Regions from separate parts of the Homo sapiens genome. Here region 2 is linked to region 1. The links are chromatin contacts, found by Hi-C in ENCODE. All regions are on one chromosome and are shown on one strand. Each heading gives the region's core, a stretch centred on a gene start or an enhancer-like site at or near the end of the contact. The rest is flanking DNA. Distances are from core to core; before and after follow the strand shown. Region 1 has its middle 15 kb from the start of LINC03062. Region 2 has its middle 100 kb from the start of MIR4290.

Region 1 (6,228 bases), core at 1,363-3,862:
AACATTGCACCTTGTGGAATCCCCGGGTGAGGTGATGGACAAGCAGCCGGTGCACAGTATGTTCTGTTCTGAGCTGGAAGTTGGTTGCTTTGATTCTCTCACTTGGTCTTGCACAGTTTAGCAATTAGTGAAGAACAACTTCAGCTTGCAGGGTTCTCCTGGAGCCTGTCTTGTTTGTCCCAGGGCCCGGCTTTGGCAGCAGAGAGCAGATTCTGAGAGGTTCTGTTCCCTGGCTGACAAAGCTCTGGGCCTCAGCATCAACGCTGCCATGAGCATATCTGCCAGCAGTTGGGCAGGAGGAGACCTCTCTGGCTGGGGTCTGGCCTGGTGGAGAAGGGACTGGCCCTCCAGTTCACACCTGCTGGAAGGCAGATCCCTGGCACCTCCACACCCTATCCTGCCCACTAATGTGGTCTCAGCCTCTCCCAGTCTCCTCTTCTGTCCAATAACTCCACCCAGACCATTTCCTATCATTGTTGCAAAGACTGAGACAAGACGCATGAAAGTTGTGTGCCCAGGAGAGGGCCTTGCCTGGAGTGGATACATGGTGAAAGTGAGTTTCCTCCCCACACTTGGAATGCGAACCACTTTGTTTTTCCCACCATGCAACTGTGCCTGCAGCTGCAGCTTCATCCAAAGGTTTCCCCTTTTCATCCCCTGTGGGGTTCCTGTCTGTGCTCTCTACAAGCCACAGAGGTTGACGGCCCCCTTGAGGCAGTCTGACCTTGGGTTTTCTTTCCTATTCATGCATACTGACCACCCCAGGGCCTGCGATGCAAGGAAGTGGAGATCTGGGAAACTGTTCTTGTCCCCTATTTCTTTATTTGCCTTCAGAGGAACTTGCCTTTCTAAATACAGTCACCCTGGAAGTTTCAGGAGAGGAAGGTCTGTTGGGGTTTCCAGGAAGCACAGTGAATGAACTCAGGGTGCCCCAAAGCAACCCCAGGATCGGCATGGTGCGGTGAGCACGGAAGCAGAGCCGTGGCCAGCTTCAGCCAGGGATAAGTGAAGCTCCATTTTTTGTGGGATTAAAGCTTTTCTGGTGCATGGCAAGGTACCATTTCTTTTCTTCCAACTGAAAAACAGAAGGAGAGAAGATCCCCCAAGTAGCCATGGGGCCTCCCTGGCTATTATTCTGGCAGAGTGAAGGCCGTGCAGACATGTGGATGAAATTTCTCTTCAGTTAGTTACAAATATGTCTGCAAAGCCTGTGTATCATAAACCAGAAAGCAACTATATGTATATATGTATATGTGTGTGCATGTGTAGGTGTTTGCATATCATACTTCTGCTAAGTCCTCAGATAAAACCAACGCTGGCAACTAGATCGAGAAATCATGGCCCAGGCTCAGCATCGCCCAAGGGCAGCTGACCTAGCCTTTGCAATGGCACTGGCATTAGCCGGGGAGGTCCGCACCAGGACACACTCCCTGGCTGGGGTGGGATGTTCTGAACCGTGCAGATGGGGATTAGGCCGAGCCCCACACCCTGAGCGCCTCTGTAAACAAAGGGCTTCTCAGTAAGCAGAGCTCAGCATTTAAAGCCCTGAGGTTGATGGTCCTCGCTTGCCATGACCTCAAAGGCTGGGTATCATTTTCCATCCTGGGAAGGGAAGACCCCTGAGGCGCCTGCAGTGAAGTGACCAGCTCAAGGTCACCAGCGAGTAGATGACTCCAGGCATTGGGAACATGCCCAGAGGAGTGCTTTGCAGCCGTCCTGAAGCCTGTCTGGGAACTGTTTACAGGGCCTGGTTGAAAGCTCTGCTAGGAGTCGGGTATCCCGACTGAACTTCTCAGATGTCTGCAGAAGCAGGGAGCCAGTGAGAGGGAGATAAATTGTACAAGCTAGAACGAGGAGGAGGCCAGCCCCCATGGCTCTTGGGGGTGAACTGCCCGCTGTCCTCGCTGTTTGGGTCCCGGCCCCAGGCCCAGCGGCAATGAGGAGCTGTGAGCACAGCCTGCTTCTGGCAGGACCTCCTGTACCGCTGTTATTTTTATCTCTGTGCAGGGCTGGAGTTTACCTTTTTGTTCTGGTTTCCCATAAACACAGCTTGTGGGCTTCCCTTGCTGCCTCCTTTCTTGGCATTTAAGACATACACCTGCCTGCATTTCAGATCTTTCTGGCAGGCTCAGGAACACCAGCAGGCTCTTTGCAGCCATGGGCTGCATTGAGAAAGTGCAAGAAAACCAAGTGAGGCTCTTGGGCTCTTAGCTCCTCAGCCTGCGTCTCCAGAGTGGCTTGGCTCTGCTCAGCAAGGGAGAGTGTGCACAGCCCAACACACAGGAACCCAGGAGGGGAGCAGGCCAGAAACCCCCACTGAGGGCTACTGCTGTTTGAGGTGAGGAGGCCCTGGCGCCCCCAGCCAGCTGGTCTGCGGCCAGGAGCACTGAGTGCCCTTAGTTTCTTGGTGGTGATGACTTCCCTCTGCGGGTTAATTATGCAGCCTAATAGCTGTTATTACTCCTGAACACAGTGTGCTGCTGGCAGCCTGTGGCAGTTTTAAGGGCAGCTCTGTCTACCAGCTTCCCCTTCTCTGGGTGCCCTGCCCACCCTTCAGAAAAATAAAGTGAGAGGGCGCCTCTCCCAGCAAGGCGGCGCTCAGTCCACGGCCGGCGGGAGCTTCCTCCAGGCTGCTGCCCTGCTAGTGACGTTGATTATTGGAGGGCATTTTACTTTCTTGGGAGACCTGGGTTTGGGAGCTGACTATGCCAGGGAGGAAGCGGCTGGGACCAGCAGTTTGGTGGAAAGGTGCTGAGCATGGTGAGACTCACTCTGGGTTTGTCCCGAGGCCCCGGGTGCCTTGCTCAAGGCTCAGAATTGCTGTCAGTTGTGGGGGCACAGAGCACCTCATGGGCACGGCTCCTGAGGACTGTGGATTTGGGGTTCAGAGGGGCTCTCAGAGCTCACCTGGCCCCCCATCTCTACCCAGCGCAGCAACCATAGCCTCAGGATCTCCAGCGTTCAGCTCTCATTTCCTGTGACTTCCGAATGGGCACTTTGAGACAACCCACCTGGTGTCTTTCATAACCTGGGTCCTGACGGCCCCTGGCATTTCTTCATCTGGGATTGTGAACCCCCGTGGGCCATGGCTATGCCCCATTCCTTGTGACATACTCTGTGGAGGTGAGTTCAGAACTCAGTCCCCAACATATTTATGGAGGCAAATAAAAAACCCCAAAGGGGCAATGCAGAAATCTCATTCTAACTTTTTGTCTCTTGGATGTGGTGAATGGTTCCCAGACTGAAAAGGATGCATCTGAGTGTCACCTCCCCTAGTGCCTCTGCTGGAGGAGTTATGCCCAAGGAGAGCAGAGGCAGGGGGCAGTGGCTGGGACATGGGGCCGGAGCACTCTGCCCTGCCCCTTGTGGACCACACATTTGGGTGCAGCAAGCCTGTTTCTAGGAGGTGCTGTTGGACTCGTGTGCATCTGTGCTCATTTACAGTCATTCAGAAGGCTTTTTTTTTTTTTGACAGTCTCGCTCTGTCACCCAGGCTGGGGTGCAGTAGCACGATCTTGGTTCACTGCAGCCTCGACCTCTCAGGCTCAAGCGATCCTCCCACCTCAGCCTCCTGAGTAGCTGGAACTGTGGGTGCATGCCACCATGCCCTAATAATTTTGTTTATTTTTTTCTCACTATGTTGCCCAGCCTGGTCTTGAACTCCTGGCCTCAAACCATCCTCCCACTTCAGCCTCCCAAAGTGCTGGGATTACAGGTGTGAGCCACTGTGCTCAGCCAGGCCTTCCCTTTATAGTGGCTGGGAACAGGGACAGCATCCATGCAACACTCTGGAGTGCACAGAAGAGGCCTCACCGTCTGGCTCTTGGCTTCTGATTATTCTTGAGGCTGACTCAGACTTGATTTCTGGGGGTCCCTCTGATGGCCGCAGAGGGGCTGATGCAGTCACCACGCAGATGGTTAGGGAGCTCTCATTATGCATAAGAGACGGTGGGGCAGGTGTACGGTCTCAGATGGGCTGGCCAGGACTTCCACCCTCAGGGAACCAAGAGTCCAGGTGAGAAGCCGGTGGTCCAGGATGGAGGGGAGGGCACCAGGTACACCCACAGGCAGCATACAGGGTCATGACTTGCCTGTGGTTGGCTGCAGACTCTGCTCCAGAACAGCAACCACCGGCCGTCTGCAGCAGGCCACTCTACTAGTGTGGGTGCATGGAAGGGGGCCTGCTGCAGTCCTCACTTCATGGTCATTTGAGCTGAGGCAGTCACGTGGCCACTACAACCAGGCCTGCAGGCAGAGGCAATCTGTGTTTAAAATGGCCGTGGGTTCCCCTACACTGTGGAGGCAGGGATGAGACCACCACCCTTGGTGCCCAGTGAGTCTGCAGTGACGCCACAGAGCACTGAGCAATGTGGATTCTATGGGTTTTCTCCCTTCTCCAGGCATTTTCCACTGTTGTTGAAACAGGGGCCCAGAGCAGTAGGATAATACATTGACCTTTGTAAGGTTGTCAATAATAGGTGTTGTTTTAGCTTAAAGCAAAATGTTAGCTTTTCTGCCTAATCCTTTCCACTGGGAAACTAAGTTTTTCTTCATTCTTAAAAAAACAGGCAGCTTTTTGCTAGCACACGTTTCTTAAATGTTTGGCTGCAGCCCCTCCTGGCTTCGAGCAGAGCCCGGCTGGATCTGGGAAGTGTGCGACCCCACTGATGTCATGCTGTGGAACTGCCAAGCACCCAAGAGATGGGTACAATCTAAGTCAGAGAGTCCCCTGGCTCAAGGAGACAGGAACCCTGCGAGGCCGATGGCTACAGAGAGGTCAGCGGCAGGCAGGCTGCAGCCACTCACTCCCCCACTGACCTGGTCCCTGCCCTACTGGGGCATTTCTGCTCACATGAGGGGCTCCTGTCTTGCAAAGGCTCTTCCCACAGCCTAACTCAGTGGGCTGGCACTCACTGCAGGCAGAGAGGCCCCAGATACCTGTGTGATCTGGGGGTGAATGCAAATTGGAGTTGCACCGCCAAGCTCAGTTCTCAGCTTGCTCACATTTCTTGTGAAAATCAGGGAACATTCCACTCAGGTGGGTGTGGAGTTGCCTGTGGCCACAGGGTGTGACCTACAGCCCAACAAAACCTCTCTGAGGAGCAGGAGAAGCAGAGCTTGTGTCCCCGCTCTGGCTGGGACCCGAGGAGAACTGCCTGATGTCAGAACTTCCAGGGGGAGATAAAGAGAGCTTTGACACGCCTCAGGGAGTGAACACAGCTCCCGGCGTTATTTTTCCAGATCAACTGCAGGGCTTGGAACCCTGAAAGGGAAACTGTCCTCCTTCCCATCGTTTCTCAGCATGGACAGGGGATCCAATGAGTGCCCAGTGCTATGTCAGGCTGGGGCGTTGGCCGTTTAAGGCCCTGCTGACCTTGGTGTGAATAGCGTGGGGCTGGGAGATGGTGCAGGCTGGAGTTTCAGTGAAGGGGTTCCTGGTGTTTTGCTATTCACTCACCATGTTTCATGTGCCCACTGTAGGGGGCAGATGGACCTGTGGGTGGAGAACAGCGACCCAGCCAGTAATCACAGAAGTAAGCACACAATGACAAAGTGCGAGGAGTGTGGGAAAGAAAGCCCAACAGTGGTGCAAGAACACACCCTCAGAGGCACGAACAGCTTCCCTAAGGAGGGGGCATTGAGCTCAGTCTGGGAGGGGATGCACTTAGGAACCTAGATTCAGTTGCTCTGAGGCAGGCTGAGGGCTCCACTGCCGTGAGGCACTGAGATGCCATCAGATGGAAGGTTTCGGTGACATGTGCTGAGCTCCCTGGAGTGAGCTGTCCTGAAGGAGACTCAGAGCTGGGAGAGGATCAGCTTTTGCACCCCACACCTCGGCACAGTAAGAAACCCGGGAAGGAGCGCTGGGCCGGCTGGCCATAGGCACAGCTCACTGTGTGGCACCTGCCCCACTGGCCCTGCTCTGCCTTCCCTGGGGGCAGGCATCGGACAAGGGTTCCCTATGCTTCTCTGAGCTCACTGGCCTGGGCGAGTCCTTCCATGGGTCTAAATGACACCCAGTACACTAGGGTGAGATAAAGACCAGGGCAGGGGGCTGGGGTGTGAGGGGCCAAGTACCAGGACCTTGGGGTCAGGGTAAACCTGGGGTCTCTATCACCCTGCTAACCAGCTAGGTGAGCTTATGAACCCTGGTTCTCAGTTGTGACATTGGGGCAAAGTCACTTGAATATTGGGCTATTCTGAGAACAACCCAGTGGAACATCTTTT
Region 2 (6,228 bases), core at 2,332-4,831, 300 kb after region 1:
TTAGGAGGTAATTAAGGCTAAATGAGATTGTAAGAGTGGGCTGTTGTCATGGGGTTAGTGTCCTTATAAGCGAGCTGAGAGCTTTCTCTCCCTCTCTTTCTCTATCCCCTCCCTTTTACCCCACTTCCCCACTTCACCACTTGAGGATAAGCAAGAAGACAGCCATCTGTAAGCCAGAAAGAGAGCCCTCACCAGAACCCCACCATGCTAGCACCCTGATCTGGGACCTCCAGCCTCCAGAACTGTGAGAAAATAATGTCTGTCATTTAAGCCATGCAGTCTATGCTGTTTTGTTCTGGAAGCCCAAGAAGACAAATACAGCCTCGTTCCTGGAATGTTGAAAGTGTCACTGGGGCGAAGATGGTATACAGCCTCTTATTTTGAACTCCCACTGTTCTAACATTCGTTCATGAAACATCTTTTGTGAATTGATGCCAGGCAAGTGGTATAAAAAGGAAAAGGCACCCGTCTTGTGAGTCCAGGCTGCATCCGCTGAAGCTGTCCCTGCTGGCGGCTGCAGTTCTCCTCACAGGGCGACCACATTCACAAACACCCTCAGGGCAGTGTCCCAGAAACAGAGCTTCCCAACTGAGATCTGTCCTACTTTTGAAGATGACTGCTGTATTGCTCAGGGAGGGAGAATTTTCAATCCTTGCAAAGCAAGACAGAAACAAAAGGGGTACTTGGCCTTCTCAACCGGTGTGCATGTACAGTATTTGAGGGCGCTACCTTTAGACAGCAGGGTGAGTGTGCAAAGGGATCCTCGTGTTGGAAGATGGGGGTAAAGGGGTATGAGTCTGAGTTCCTCCTGAAACACCAGCCTCTCTCAGAGGCAGCAGCGGAGCTCCGCGTATGCTGGCGCTCTCTTTCTTGCATCGTGTTCATGGATTTCTAAATTCCCTTGCTAATGGCAACAGAAATACCACCATCAAAACTAACGTCTCAAGGGTCCAAGGTTTCAATCACACAAAGCCCAGGTTATCATAGGAACATGGGGCAGGCAAGGAGGGGGCCCCTGGGGAGCCATCTTCATGTGTCCTCATTAAAATGAAGGGAGTCATTCAGAGATTTGACTGTGTTTGTCTCCTTCTACTATTTTTCTTTAAAAAGCTGTTTCAGTTAGAGTAGGAAGAGCAAGATACACTTATTTCTGAAATGGGTGCAAGAACTTTCAAATATGGAAACACAACACCTTTCTATTTTTTGAATTCTGCTTTTAAAACGGAAAAATACTTGTTCTTCTTGAGAATTGGGCTTTCTGCTTTGAAGGAGGTAATATCAAAGCAATATTTTATTTGCAAGTAATGAACTGTACTCTTTTAACTTGTTTTGCTAAAGCATTGCTCTTCTGGGTACTTCATAGTTAAAGTATTGTGCCCTCCCACCTACCCTGAAGTTTTTGCTAGTCTTTGTGCATGACATTCAAAATAACGTACTTCTGCCACTACAAGGTGTGAGCACACTTCTAAATGACAAAATGATTGAGTTATCATCAAGATATTGTTCAGTATAAACATCATTTTACTTTTCTAAACTTTTAAAAGTGGCCAACACATTCAGTCGCTGTATTATCTTTTGATTAACCCAAGTGCTCAGCTATCCATCGCATTCCACGAAGTCAGTTTGCAATTAATGAGCAGGACACAGTTTATCAGCATGCCTGAGAAAAGCGATTGTATCTGGATGTCCTCAGCCCTTTCCCCTCCAAATAGGCTGTGTGGTGAGTGCTCCTTCGAATGGTACAGATGGCCGGCCTGTTTATCCTCTCCTGCCCTTGCTTCGGGCCATGCCTAAGTGCCTCACCCCTGGCTGAGTGACATCAGGTCCAGCTGGAAGTGGGGCACCAAAATGCCTGCCTCACTGGAGCTTGGTGGTGTCTGTTTGCTCACCTGCAAGGCCAGCATGGCCTTTTATTAGAGGTCTCAGGGGGCTGGGGGAGGCCATAGCTCTTTGAATTTCTCTTATTAACTCTTCTTTGACTGGTTCCAAGTCAAAGACTTCTGCGTGCATATGTACACACACTGTATCACACACACCACACACTCACACTACCCATGGATATGCACACATACCACATACCACACACACATATGCACACACACACCACACAACACCACACACATATATGCACGGATATGCACACACACCACACTACACACATCATACACACACTACACAATGTTACACACACCTATACACACACATACACACACATGCACACATACTGCGCTACACGCACCACGCACATACATGCACACACACCGCACTACACACATCATACACGTACCACACAATACTATGCACACCTATACACACGCATATGCATATGCACCACACACACACGTTATACATCCCCCACATACATTTTCTCCACTTTTCTTGGCTGCTTCCCTGGTCCTCACCATCAAAGGAATTCTTGCAGTAGAGCCTGGAAGGCTTCTCCCAGGAAGCACCCACTTCCTGCAGGAGAGAGACTGTGAGAGCGCGCCAGCCTCCTCCCCAGCCCTACACGCTGCCATTCATCCTCTCAACACACTTGTGAGTGTCCCTGTTGTGCCAAGCACTCTTCCAGGTCCTTCCAGGAGGTGGGTGAGGGGCACTGATGAAAAAAATGGGCCTCAACCTGGAGTCATGAAGCTTGGGGGTTTGGGTGGGACACAGGAATAAGAAATGAACATATCTGTGAACACGATGACCAGGAATTACAGGAGGGAAAGAGCACCGAGGAGCCTGCAGAAAGAGGCCCTGGAGCCCGGAGCTGATGCCAAAGGCTGTCCAGGAGGAGCAAAGGAGCAGCCAGGAAGGCCCTGGGGCACAGCAAGAGTGTCCAGAGTGAAGCCCAGCAAGTGGGGAGGGCGGTTCATGCAGTGAGAGGAAGACTCTAGAGGTTTTATCTAGGCCGTATTCCTTCCCCCTTTGTGGAGATGGGTTGTGCAGGGGGTGTGGAGGGAGCTAGAAGCTCCGCATGCATGGAAGATTAGTGCTCACAGAGCCCCAGATAGAGGCCGAAATGCCCATGGTGGGTGAGGAAGAAGTTTGGAAGGGGAAGCCAGAGAGGAGACGATGCAGGGCTCGCACTGGAACCAGCTCAGTTGGATGAAAGAAAAAAGTAAAGAAAAACGGAGAGCTTGAGCTTAAGGTCATTTTTCTAACTTTCTGTGTTGAAATAACGTTGGACAGACAGAAAAGTTACAAGGATAGAGTTTCCATACATACTTTTTTCATGTCAAGATCTTGTATCAACACGGCCCATTGGTCAAATCTGAGGAATTATTGTGGGTAAAATACGATTAGCCAAATGGTAGACTTTGTTTGAGTTTCCCTATCTTTCCACTCACTCCCTTTTTCTGTTCCAGGATCCAGACCAGGAGCCTACATTTCACTAACTTGTCAGGACTCCCGTCTCTCCTCCAGCCTGCGACAGCTCCTCCGTCTTCTTTTGTCTTTTCTAACCTTGATACTTTTGACGAGTACTGGCCAGCTGTTTCGCAGGATTTTCCTCCAGCTGAGTTGGCTTGAGGTTTTCTCTGATTGGATCACAGTTACCGGTTTTCGGAGGAACAGCACAGAGGTGAACGGTCTCACTTATCACTCCACATCAAAGCAGGCATGACACCCACGTGACTCATTCCTAGGAGGCTGACCTTCACCTTTTGGTCTGGGCGACATCTGCCAGGTTTTTCCACTGTCTAGTGACTATTTTTTTCTTTTCCTTTTTTTATGTTTGTGAAAGTCCTGCCCACACTCAAGGGGCGGGAAATGAAACTACACCCCCTGGTGTAATTTGTGAGGTACATTAAAACCACCCTAGTAATAGGAAATGCTCACATTATGCTTTTGGTCATTGTTATTGAGCTAGTTATGAGGCTTCTTTTTCCCTCTGTGGGAAGATGACATTTTCACCCGTAATACCTTGTCACCCGTACCACTTTGGCAGTCTCAGTGAAGATACCTGCACCCTCTGGGTGAGGGGCTTCTGACTAGTGCCATGGATGCTTGCTCTACAGAGACCAGAGAAGACTCCAGTTAGGGAGAGCGGACTCGCTACGCTCAGGTGCCGCCCCTCTGTCTCCCAGCCTCTCTAAAATGACAAGAAAGGGACAAAAGCCTTATTAACTTATAGAGTGAAAGACAGCAGGGATAACCAAGGGTAAAGCATCACAACACATTTTGTAAGTGCCTCATCTGAGCAGATCCTGACCAGGAGTGTCCCCTCTCCTGCCACCCACTGGAAGGTGCAAGCAGACGGAGGTGGACAAAGCCCTGGGCTCATGGCAGGGCCCCTGCAGTATCTGCCTGGAGGACCTCAGGCACCACAGTTCCCTCTCCCATTCTGTATGCCCTGTGGCTACTCTGGACACAGTCCCCATAGGAGGTGGTAGTTGACTGGGGATGCCATAACAAAGTGCCACACACTAGGTGACTTAGAACAATAGCAATGGAGTGTTTTACAGTTCTGGAGGCCAGAAATCCAAGATCCAGGTGTTGGCAGGGCCCCACTCCCCGTGAAGGCACCAGGACTCTCTCTGCCCAAGGCCTCTCTCCTACCTTCTGTTAGTTCCTTGGCTTGTGGCAGCAGAGCTCCAATCCTTACATGGCATTCTCTACGTGTACGAATGCATCTATGTCCAAATTTCCCCTTTACATAAGGATATGAATCATACTGGATTGGGGCCCACCCTTGCAATCCTATCTTAAATAATTACCTTTGTAACAGCTCTATCTCCAGATCTACACACACACTCGGAGGGACTTGGGGGTTAGGATTTCAACCTGTGAATTTTGGAGGGAACGTAATTCAACCTATAACTAGGTGGGATGTTTACTTGCTGAAGGAACAGACAGTCCCACTAGGCTGGGAATGGTAGACCCAGAGAGGGCTGGAGGGGAGCTTTGGGGCTAAAAAGACAGATTACATGCAAGCCAGCCTCCTGAACCTGGGACCCTCAGCTCTTCTTCCCACTCTGCTTCCACAGGTCTACCCTGCCCTCACCTGGGGAGAAGTGTGGAGGACTCCTCCTTGGAGAAAGTGAAAAACTCCCAGAGAAAACATTGGCAGGAATTGGCATTGGATGGGTCCTGGCTTGAGACTAGCTCCCATTGCATCAGTCTGCAAGCCCTCTGCTATTTCTACCTCCCCACCCAAACTCCAATCCACACTTACTTTAATGTCCCATTCTGCAATGTGAGTGGGCAGCGGAAGGTCACCAGAAGCTGTAGAGAAAGTCTTTACATGAAAGACAGACACTAAGGGGTAAAATCGCAAAGCAGGTATGCAAAAGAAACAAAAATAACCAGGGGGCTAAATAATCGAAAAACAATATTTTATGTTCTCAGATATCAAAGATGGTATTGCATCTGTAGAGAAGGAAAAATGTACTAAATAAAATTACTAAGTATTGGTCTAGAGGGTTGGAGAGAATATAGATATTTTTTAAATACGAAAATGAGATTTATCTATCAATCATCTATCTACCTATGTCATTCATCTATTTATTAATCCTCTATCTATCTACCATCTACTTATATACATATTCATTCATCACTATCTATCCATCTGTCTTTTTGCCTGAGTACTTTCTTTGAAAACTACTGGATAATGCACTTCAGTAAAATAAGGGAGAAAACTAGATAACATGGAATTCTGGAAACAGAGGACCCAATACAAGAGAGAGATGAGGAAGGCTCAAAAGTCTCTAAGAAAAAAAAAAGCTACTGTATTTGAGTACTTGGAAGTGTGTTTAGGCATTTAACAGATGCGTTAAAATTTTTAGAAATGTTAGCAAGAAGCACGTGGAAAACTGAGCAAACAAAAGCCCAAGGCAATTTTTAACTCCAGGAAAAACAAACATAGAGTGGTGTGAGAGAGGAGGCATTCTCATGGCAGACCACTGGCCTCGGTGGGGTACGATCAGCACCTCACATTAATAACGTAAACTCTGCCTGTGGGGAGGGGAGGCAAAGAGGTTGGGGTTGGGGTGATGTGAAGGAACTGACTTTGCACCTTTCTTAACAGAAAACCAATAAGATACTCTAAAATATTGAAAAATCAAGAAATAGCAGAATAGTATATTACAGAGATATGCAGAAATAGATACCAGGGAAAATATATCTTTAAAAGTTGAAAGTGCTTTCCTCTATGAAGCAGGGAAGGTTTGGGCACTGGGCCCAACACTTTTTTAACATCAGCTACTTAGAACTCTTTGCTTTCACTGTGTGGACGTACTT

Evidence for each region. A loop is a pair of places that touch in the nucleus more often than their neighbours do. Pooled maps may share reads with other maps.
Region 2: a loop to region 1 is called in a pooled map, with 2.4 times the contacts of the local background. The contact joins two enhancer-like sites. A Hi-C loop is called at or near these places in 4 of 168 maps with a recorded cell type or tissue (colonic mucosa, endothelial cell of hepatic sinusoid, heart left ventricle and 1 more) and 4 of 50 pooled maps.

The regions. Positions count from the first base shown.
Region 1 is chr9:89,621,704-89,627,931 of GRCh38, forward strand. No RefSeq gene overlaps it. Among named protein-coding and RNA genes, the nearest start is that of LINC03062, 15 kb to the right of the region's middle. Within about 2 kb of position 2,613, at least 10 of the 41 ENCODE cell types and tissues checked have a DNase peak (open chromatin) inside an H3K27ac peak, as active enhancers do.
Region 2 is chr9:89,920,555-89,926,782 of GRCh38, forward strand. No RefSeq gene overlaps it. Among named protein-coding and RNA genes, the nearest start is that of MIR4290, 100 kb to the right of the region's middle. RefSeq lists an enhancer at 622-791. Within about 2 kb of position 3,582, at least 3 of the 41 ENCODE cell types and tissues checked have a DNase peak (open chromatin) inside an H3K27ac peak, as active enhancers do.